2 separate regions of the Homo sapiens genome follow, and region 2 is linked to region 1. Evidence: read pairs that join two places in POLR2A ChIA-PET (ENCODE). Cell type or tissue: HepG2. All regions are shown on one strand. Links, peaks and the distances in the headings refer to the core of each region. The heading gives the core; the rest is flanking DNA.

Region 1 (5,385 bases), core at 84-5,083:
CTGGAGTACAGTGGCATGATCGTAGCTCACTGTAACCTCAAACTCCTGGGCTTAAGCAATCCTTTTGCCTCAGCCTCCCTAGTAGCTAGGACTACAAGCAAATACCCCCACAGCCAACTAATTAAAAAAAAATTTTTTTTAGAGACGTGGTCTTGCAGTGATGCCCAGGCTTAATTAAGAATTTTTTAATAATTTCATTTTATCTCCACTGTTGATTTATTAACTATACCTCTCTGTGTTTTTTTGTGGTTGCTCTAGGGTTTACAGTATTCATCTTTACCTTTTCTCATTCTACCTCAACTAATAATATACCATTACTTGTATAGAGTAAGACCCTTACAACAGAGTATTTCCACTTCCCTCCTCCCATCCTTTAGTGTCAAACATTTCACTTCTACCTTAATGCATTGGGATTTTTTTTTTCTGTAAGCAATCATTTATCTTTTCAAGAGATTTAAAATGAGAAAAATCATTTTATATTTACCTATGTGTTTGCCATTTCTGGTAATCTTTTTATTTAGATCCCAATTTCTGTCTAAAAAACGTCCTTTAACATTTCTTGTAGTACAGTTCTGCTGGCAGTGAATTATTGTTGCTTTTCTTGTTCTAAAAAAAAGTCCTAACTTTGCCTTAATTTTTGAGAGATATTTTCAGTAGGTATAGAATTCTAGTTTCATACCTTTTTTTCAGTACTTTAAAGATGTCATTCCATTGTCTTCAGGCCTGCCTAATTTCTGATGTCAATCTGCTATAATTCTTATCTTTACTGTTCTTTATATAATGTGCCTTTTTTCCTTTAGCTGCTTTTTAAGATTTTCTCTTTATCACTGGATCTCACCAATTGGATTATTATGTGCCTTGTCACAGTTTTCTTTATGTTTCTTCTGCTTGGTTTTTTTTTTTTTTTTTTTTTTTTTTTTTTAAGACAAATTTTTGCTCTTGTCGCCCAGGCTGGAGTGCAGTGGCATGATCCCGGCTCACTGCAACCTTCGCTTCCTGGGTTCAAGCGATTCTCTTGCCTCAGTCTCCTGAGTATCTGGGATTACAGACATGCGCCACCACACCCGGCTAATTTGTATTGTTAGTAGAGATGGGGTTTCACCATGTGGGCCAGGCTGGTCTCGAACTCCTGACCTCAGGTGATCCACCCGCCTCGGCCTCCCAGAGTGCTGGGATTACGGGTGGGGAGCCACTGCACCCAGCCTTCTGCTTGGGTTTTATTTACCTTAGATTTATGGGTGTGCAGTTTTCATCAAACTTGGACATTTTCATCCATTATTTGTTTAAATTTTTTTGGCCTCCCCTTGCCTTTTTCTGGGATACTAATTACATGCTAGACCACTTGATATGGTACCATAGCTCCCTGAGGCTTTTCCTTTTTATTTTTCTGGCCTTTCTGCTTACTATGTTTTGTTTTGATAATTTCTATTGTTATGTCTTCAGATTCAGTGATCTTTACTTGAGTATCTTCTAATGTGTCATTAAACCCATTCAATGTGTTTTTCATTTCAGATACTACATTTTTCATTTCTGGAACTTGCATTTTAGTCTTATTTCTTCTCTTTCTCTTCTCATTATGTTCTTGTTTTCTTTTATATTCTTGGCTATATTGACAGTATTTGTAATAGATGTTTTAAAACCCTTGTCTGCCAATTCCATTGTCTTTGTTATTTCTGGGTCTGTTTTATTGATTGGTTATGTATCATATTTTCCTGCCTCTTTGCATGACTGGTAATTTTTTTTTATTAGATGCAATCATTGTAATTTTTATGTTGTAGAGTGCTAGATTTTTTGTTCTAGTGTATAATTAAGTAACTTGAAGAACAGTTTAATCCTTTAGAAGCTTGTTTTTAAGTTTTGTTGTGTGTGGTTTGTTATTAATAGTCCCTTTTTTTCTGGGACTATTTTAGCCTCACTACTAAGGCGTATCCCTACTAAAGACTCTACCCAATGCCTCTGGTATTACGAAGTCTCTGCACTTTGGCTGTTTGCCTTCCGTGAGCTTTGGAAATTGTTTGCTCTACTGCTTTCCTGTTATTTTTTTCCCTGGCCTCAGATATTTTCTCATACATGCACATATTGATACTCAGCAAAACACATGAGAGGGCCCCTTTGCAGGTCTCTGGATCTCTCTGTCTATGCAATTTTGTCCTTTGTGGTACTAAGCTTGCAAATTTTAGCCACCTCAGCTTCCAGAAACTCCAGTCCCTGTCTCCTCTGCTCATCAAGACCACTGAGCTCTGTTTCACTTCCCACCCTTGCACTGCACTGCAGTTTGGAAACTGCCTCCAGGCAGTAAGCTGGGCCATTTGTTTCTCTTCTCTAAGGGATTAGTGTCCATGCTGTCTGTTGTCCAATGCTTGAACCTGTTCTTTCATATATTTTTTCCAGTTCTCTGTTGGATACGGTGGAAGCTCAGTTCCCATGGTTGGTAATCCTTCATGGGCAGAAACAGAAGTGTTCCAAATACTAATTTTTAGACATTTAGAAATAGAGTCAGTATTCAGATGCTTTTTAGGTATTACCTGAACAGTTCTTTCTCAGATGCCTGAAAGCATGTTGTTGCTCACTCATTCTTGGATTTTTTTAAAAAAAAATTGTAGTCTCTGTTCATGAATATTGTCACTAATCTGATCTTTACTTAAATCTTTTCCCCTAAATACCTGCCCTAGTAATAATCCCTTTTGTTGATCTATTTTTTTTCTTTTTTGAAGTAATATTGTTTTTAATTGACAAATTATAATTAATACATGTATGGGGTACAGTGATATTTTGAGATATGTTTACCATGTGAAATGATTACATCAAGCTAATTAACATGTCTGTCACCTCACCTATCATTTTTATGGTGAGACATTTGAAATTTACTCTCTTATTTTATTTTTTTTGGGGACGGAGTTTCCCTCTTGTTGCCCAGGCTGGAGTGCAATTGCACAATCTATGCTCACCACAACCTCCACCTCCCAGGTTCAAGCGATTCTCCTGCCTCAGCCTCCCAAGTAGCTGGGATTACAGGCATGCGCCACCAATCCTGGCTACTTTTTTGTATTTTTAGTAGAGATGGGGTTTCTCCATGTTGGTCAGGCTGGTCTCGAACTCCCGACCTCAGGTGATCCACCCGCCTCAGCCTCCCCAAGTGCTGGGATTACAGGCATGAGCTACTGCACCTGGCCTACTCTCTTACTTTAAATTATACAATACAGTCATGTGCTGTATAACTGTTTCAGTCAACAATGGATCACATATACAACGGTGGTCTAATAAGATTGTAATGGAGCTGAAAAATTCCTGTCACCTAGTGATGTTGTAGACTTCATAACTTCTTAGCACAACACATTACTTGTGTGTTTGTGGTGATGCTTCTATAAACAGACCTTTACTGCCAGTGGTAGAAAAGTATACCATATATAATTATGTGTGATACAGAATACTTTTTTAAAATTACTGTCCTGTTTCTTTTATTCTCCACCTTTATTTCCCTGTAAGGTGTAAGAATTTTTTTGGTATGCTTAATTTTTTTAACTGATGCCTGATACATGTACCTATTTCTGGGATACATGTGATAATTTAATACATTTATATAATTTGGAGTACATAATACTTGATAATAACTGTTACTGTTACTGGTTTATGTATTTACTATACTTGTAATCATTACTTTAAAGTGTACTTCTTCTACTTATTAAAAAAAAGTTAACAGCCTCAGGCAGGTTCCGTAGGAGATATTCCAGAAGAAGGCATTGTTACCACAGAAGATGACAGCTCCATGCATGTTATTGCCCCTAACCCCATATAGGCCTGGGCTAAATGTGTATGTTTGTGTTTTAGTTTTTAACAAAAAAGTTTAAAGAGTAAAAAAACAAAAAATAAAAATTTTAAAAATAGAAAAAAACATTATGGAATAAGGATATAAAGAAAACATTTTTGTATAGCTGTACAGTATGTGTTTTAAACTAAGTTGTATTACAGGAGTCAAAAAGTTAAAATTATTTTTAAGTTTATATAGAAAAGATGCAGTAAGCTAAGGTTAATTTATTACTGAAGAAAGCATATTTTTTATAAATTTTGTGTAGCCTAAGTGTACAGCATTTATGTAGTGTGCAGTAATATTGTAAGCCTTCACATTCACTCACCACTCACTCACTGGCTCACCCAGAGCAACTTTCAGTCTTGAAGGCTTCATTCATGGTAAGTGCCCTATAGAGGTGTACAGTTTGTTTATACTGTATTTTTACTGTACCTTTTCTATGTGTAGATACATAAATACTTGCCATTGTGTTACAGTTGCCTACAGCATTCAGCAGTATATAACATGCAATACATGTTTGTAACCTGGGAGTAGTAGGCTATCTCATATAGCCTAGGTGTGTACTGGGCTGTAACATCTAGGTTTGTGTAAGTACACTCTTCACACAATGAAATTACCCAATGATGCATTTCTCAGAAAGTATCTCTGTCATTCAGCTACGCATGACTATACATTATTATTGACTGTAGTCACTCTGCTGTGCGGTAGATCTCAAAACTTGTTCCTTCTGTCTTCTGAAACTTTGTACCCTTTGACCAACAACTCCGCATTCCCTCCCTCCTCAGCTTCACCCAGCCTTAGATTCTTCATATAAGTGAGATCATGCAGTATTTGTCTTTCTGTGCCTGGCTTATTTTACTTATGGGCCCTCTAGGTTCACCCATGGTGTCGCAAATGACAGAATTTCCCTCTGAATTTAAGGCTGAATAGTTTCCCATTCTATATCAGTACACGTTTTCTTACATTCATCCATCGATGGACACTTAGGTTGAGTCCATATCTTGGCTTTTGTGAGTTATGCTGCAGTGAACCCCATCAACATATTGATTTTGATTTTTTTTGGATATTATCCAGCAGTAGGATTGCTGGGTCATATGGTAGTTCTGTTTTAAGTTTTTTGAGTAACCTCCATTTCATTTCCATGATGGCTATAGTAATTTACATTCCCACCACCAATGTACAAGAGTTCCCTTTTCTTTGCATCCTTGCCAACACTTACCTTTCATCTTTTTAAATTAATTTTGAGTGAAGGGACAGGGTAAAAAAGCAGAGAGACTTCTTAGAGATTTTGGTGGAAGATATAAGCATAGAAAATAATATGAAATTACATCTTGGTAGCAACCACTGCACTTTGCTTTTTTTCACTTACATCTTGGAGAGCACTTAAAAAAATTATTTTGGAATAATTTTAGATTTATAGAAAAGTTGCAAAACTAAGAGTAGTACAAAGAATGCCCATATATCCTGTATCCAGAGTTAACTGTTGTTAGCATTTTATGCCATTGTTTGATCATTTGTGCCATTTTTCCTATCTGTCTACCTACCTACTTGTGTATCTGTGTAATTTTATTTCTGCG
Region 2 (5,385 bases), core at 159-5,158, 210 kb after region 1:
CACACAGATAATTTTTTCTTTTTTGTAGAGACAGGGTCTCACTATGTTGCCCAGCTGGTCTCGAACTCCTGGGCTCAAGTAATCCTCCCACCTGACCTCCCAAAGTGCTGAGATTACAAGTGTGAGGCACTGCAGCCAGCCTGCATTAGTTTTATCATGGGAAACATACAATAAATTTTAATTCAAAAATTGAGGAAGTCAGCTGGGCGTGATGGCTCATGTCTGTAATCCCAGCACTTTGGGAGGCCAAGGCGGGCGGATCACCTGAGGTCAAGAGTTCAAGACCAGCCTGACCAACGTGGAGAAACCCCATCTCTACTAAAAATACAAAATTAACTGGGCGTGGTGGTGCATGCCTATAATCCCAGCTACTCGGGAGGCTGAGGCAGGAGAATCACGTGAACCCAGGAGGCAGAAGTTGCGGTGAGCTGAGATTGTACCATTGCACTCCAGCTGGGGCAACGAGTGGAAAGCTCCATCTCAAAAAAAAAAAAAAAAATTGAATAAGTCTAAGCTTTGCTGTGGTACTAAATAATTGTTTTATATACATTTCTTTTGTCTTCCCAGATGACTGCAATCTCCTTGGAAACAAGAACTCTACCTCCCTCTGTTTCTGTGTTCCTCCGGTGAGTGTCCACTGTGTACCAGGTGTCATTCTAGATGCTGGGATGCAGCAGTGAGCAGAAGAGGTAAAAATGTCCATCCGACATTCTAGAGGGGATGAGGAAATGTGAGCAAGTGAAGAAGTCAGTATTATGGAGAAGGCAATTGGTGCAATGGAGAAAGATCAGGAGGGGCCAGAGAGTGGGGAGTGCAGGCTAAGTGTTTAGGGTTTTACTCGAGCCTAGTGATGACGGAGGCCTCGCAGTGAAGGTGACTTTGGGGAAAGCCTTGAAGGAGCTGCAAGGCCAGAGGAGCCCCTGAGGCAGCTGTTGTATCCTCAGTTTCCCAGGAACAGGAGGAGGTCATTGCGGCTGGAGGGGTGGGTGTGGGGAGGGCACAGGGAGAGGAGCTGGGAGAGGATCACGTGGCACCCTGGGGCCTTTGAGGATTGGGACTTCTGCCAAGTGGGATGAGACAGGGAAGCCAGAGCACCTCAGGACAGCTGAAGCCCAGCCTCTGTGTCTCCGGGCCCTGCTCTTCCCACGCCAACCTGTCCCTCCACTTCCTGGAACATTGTCTTGCCACTTTGGTTTTGTCAACCCATCCTAAGTGTGATCCTTCAGGCTTCTAAACATGCATACCCACTAGGGCCAATGTCTGACTTCACTGATCTCTCCAGGACTGCCATCCCCATGGGGCCACATTGAGATAAGCCTCTCGGGCCTGCCTCTCAGGCTCCACCAGGGAAGAATGGTAACACCTCCTGGTGTCATCTTGGGGCTTTTGAGTGGTGGGTAAAGAGGGAGCCCTGGGCTGGGCGTGGTGGCTCACGCCTGTAATCCCAGCACTTTGGGAGGCTGAGATGGACGGATCACCTGAGGTCAGAAGTTCGAGATCAGCCTGGCCAATATGGCAAAATGCTGTCTCTACTAAAAATACAAAAATTAGCTGGGCATGGTGGTGAGCATCTGTAATCCCAGCTACCACGGAGGCTGAGGCTGGAGAATCACTTGAACGTGGGAGGCGGAGGTTGCAGTGAGCTGAGATCGCACCATTGCACTCCAGCCTGGGCGACAAGAGCGAAACTCCATCTCAAAAAAAAAAAAAAAAAAAAGAGGGGGCCCTGGAAAACCCCAGCAGAGCTCAGTCATTGCACCAGCTAGCATTCCCTGAGGATTCGATGTGCAGGCACTGTGCTGTTGCCCGCCGCAAGTTCACTCATGCAAGCCTCACAACACACTACTGAAGTATCAATAGCTCATTTTATAGATGGGGGGTAAAGCTCAGTGAGGCCAGGGAGCTTCCAGTTACACATTCTGAGTGCACAGAGGGGGAGTCAGCTGAGGTCTGTCTGACTCCAGAGGCACTAAAATTAAGGCCCCTCTGTCACCATGTCCCACCTCAACAAATCTCTAATCTTTTGTCCAACTTTTTCAACCTTTTTCACTAGGCAGGGCTAAGTGATATGCAGCAGAGAACAGGATCATTTTTGTTCCAAACTCTACATTGTCACCCTGTTAAAATACCTCTAAAAAAGTTAATGTTGGACATGTAAATTAAAAAAATGGTTATTAAAACAAAACAAAGCAGAAAATAAGCATAGGTGAGGATGTGGAGGAATTGGAGCCCTTGTGCACTGCTGGTAGGAATGTAAAATGGTGCAGCTGCTGAAGTTGGAAGTGGAAGTTCCTGAAAAAATTAAACATAGAGTTATGTTTATGTACTAGTCTGTTCTTATATTGCTATAAAGAACTACCTGAGTCTGGGTAATTTATAAAGAAAAGAGGTTTAATTGGCTCACAGTTCCACGGGCTGTACAGGAAGCATGGCTAGGGAGGCCTCAGGAGACTTACAATCATGGCAGAAAGTGGAGGAGAAGCTGGCACATCCTGCCTGGCTGGAGCAGGCAGAAGAGGGAGAAGGGGGAGGTGCCACACTCTTTTAAACAACCAGATCTCATGAGAACTCACTCACTATCATGAGAACAGCAAGAGGGAAATCCACCCCCATGACCCAATAACCTCCCACCAGGCCCCTCCTCCAACACTGGGGATTACAATTTGACATGAGATTTGGGTGGGGACACAAATCCAAACCACATCATTCCACCCTTGGCCCTTTCCAAATCTCATATCATTCTCACATTGCAAAACACAATCCTCTCTTCTCAACAGTCTCCCAAATCTTAACTTATTCAGCATTAACTCAAAAGTCCATAGTCCAAAGTCTCATCTGAGACAAAGTAAGTCCCTTCCTCCTATGAGCTTGTAAAATCAAAAGCAAGTTAGTTACTTCCAAGATACAATGGGGGTACAGGCATTGGGTAAATACACCCATTTCAAGAGGGAAAAATCAGCCAAAACAAAGGGGCTACAGGCTCCATGCAAGTCCAAACCCCAGCAGGGCAGTCATTACATCTTAAAGCTCCAAAATAATCTCCTTTGACTCTATATTTCACATCTAGGCCACACTGATGCAATGGGTGGGCTCCCAAGGCCTTGGGCATCTGCACCCCCGTGGCTCTGCAGGATACATCCCCCTTGGCTTCTTTCACAGGCTGGCATTGAGTGCCTGTGGCTTTTCCAGGTGCATGGTGCAAGCTGCTGGTGGATCTGCCATTCTGGGGTATGGAGGATGGTGGCCCCTTTTCTCAGCTCCACTAGGCAGTGCCCCAGTGGGGACTCTGTGTGGGGGCTTCAACCCCACATTTCCCCTCCACACTGCCCTAGTTGAGGTTTCCTTTGAGGGCTCTGTCCCTGCAGCAAACTTCTGTTTGGACATCCAGGCGTTTCCATACATCCTCTGAAATCTAGGTGGAGGCTGCCAAGCCTCAACTATTGCCCTCTGTGCACCTGCAGGCTTAACATCACATGGAAGCCACTGAGGCTTATGTCTTGCACCCTCTGGATCAGCTGCCTGAGATTAATCTGGGGCACTTTTAGCCATGGCTGAGCTGGAGTGGCTGGGATGCAGGGAGCAGTGTACTGAGGTTGCGCAGGGCAGCAGGGCCCTGCCCATGAAACTGTTCTTCTCTCCTAGGCCTCTGGGCCTGTGATGAGAGGGCCTGCCTTCAAGGCATTTTTCCCATTGTCTTGGCTGTTAATATTTAACTCCTTTTTACTTATGCAAATTTCTGCAGCCAGCTTGAATTCCTCCCCCAGAAAATGGGCTTTCTTTTCTACCATATGGTCAGGTTGCAAATTTTCTAAACTTTTATGCTCTGCTTTTTTTTTTTTAGATGGAGTCTCACTCTAATTGCCTAGGCTAGAGTGCAATGGTGCGATCTCGGCTCATTGCAACCTCCGCCTTCTGGGTTCAAGTGATTCTCCTGCCTCAGCCTCCCAAGTAGATGGAATTACAGGCGCCCACCACCACACCTGAGTAATTTTTGTATTTTTAGTAGAGATGGGGTTTCACCATGTTGGCCAGGCCAGTCTTGAACTCCTGACCTCCAGTGATCCTCCCGCCTCGGCCTCCCAAAGTGCTGGAATTATAGGCATGAGCCACTGCGCCCAGCCGCTCTGCTTCCTTTCTAAATATAAGTTCCAGTTTCAGATCATCTCTGCTTTTTTTGTTGTTGTTGTTTTGTATTGTTTTTTCAAGATGGAATCTTGCTCTGTCGCCCGGGCTGGAGTGCAGTGGCGTGATCTTGGGCTCACGGTAACTGCCACTTCCCAGGTTCAAGCAATTCTCCTGCCTCGGCCTCCAGAGTAGCTGGGATTACAGGTGTGGATCACCATGCCTGGCTAATTTTTTTTTGTATTTTTAGTAGAGATGGGGTTTCCCAATGTTGGCCAGGCCAGTCTTGAACTCCTGACTTCAGGTAATCCACCCACCTCGACCTCCCAAAGTGCTGAGATTACAGGGATGAGCTACCACACCCAGCCCTCAGATCATCAATTTGCTCACACCTCATGCATATAACCATACACTGTTAGAAGCAGCCAGGCCACATCTTGAACACTTTGCGGCTTAAAGATTTCTTCCACCAGATACCCTAAATCATCATTCTCAAGTTTAAAGTTCCACAGATCCCTAGAGCAGGGGCACAATGCCACCAGTCTTTTTGCTAAAGCATAGCAAGAATGACGTTTACTCCAATTCCCAGTAAGTTCCTCATCTCCACCTGGGACCACCTCGGCCTGGGCTTCATTGTCCATATCGCTATCAACATTTTGGTCATGATAATTTAACAATTCTCTAGGAAGCTCGAAATTTTCCCCCATCTTCCTGTCTTTTTCTTTACAGGAACATGTACACTTGCCCTTGTTCATAGCAGCACTCTTCATAATAACCAAATGGTAGAAACAACCCAAACATCCACAGATGATTGGATAAACAAAATGCCGTCTATGCACACGATGGATTATTATTCAGCCTTAAAAAAGGGACATTATGACCCATCTTACAACATAAATGAACCTTGAGAATGTTATGCTAAGTGAAATAAGACAGTCACTAAAAGAACAAACAATATATGATTCTATTCATATGTGGTACTTAGAGTAGTCAAAATCATAGAGATAGAAAGTAGAATGGTGTTGTCAGGGGCTATAGGGAGGGGGAATGAGGAGGTTTTGTTTGTTTTTTGTTTGAGACAGGGTGATCTCTGTGGCCCAGGCTGGAGTACAGTGGTATGATCACGACTCACTGCAACCTCGATCCTCCCAGGCTCAGGGGAGCCTACCACCTCAACCTCCCTGGTAGCTGGGACTACAGGCACATGCCACCACACCAGGCTAATTTTTTATATTTCTAGTAGAGACAGGTTTTTGCCATGTT

Evidence for each region. Peaks named below come from ENCODE experiments on the same cell type or tissue, not always from the same donor. Only the 100,000 strongest peaks of a DNase experiment are listed, where the experiment ranks them.
Region 2: POLR2A ChIA-PET joins it to region 1 with 5 read pairs; 3 of 35 experiments call an interaction of 5 or more read pairs at or near these places.

Annotation. Positions count from the first base shown.
Region 1 is chr2:9,887,899-9,893,283 of GRCh38, forward strand. All of the region lies in intron 8 of TAF1B (TATA-box binding protein associated factor, RNA polymerase I subunit B), which reads left to right. Among named protein-coding and RNA genes, the nearest start is that of TAF1B, 47 kb to the left of the region's middle. In HepG2, for the core only: no CTCF peak of the experiment used is centred there; a DNase peak (open chromatin) is centred at 2,013; H3K4me3 peaks cover 977 bases.
Region 2 is chr2:10,102,325-10,107,709 of GRCh38, forward strand. No RefSeq gene overlaps it. Among named protein-coding and RNA genes, the nearest start is that of RRM2, 18 kb to the right of the region's middle. In HepG2, for the core only: no CTCF peak of the experiment used is centred there; no DNase peak of the experiment used is centred there.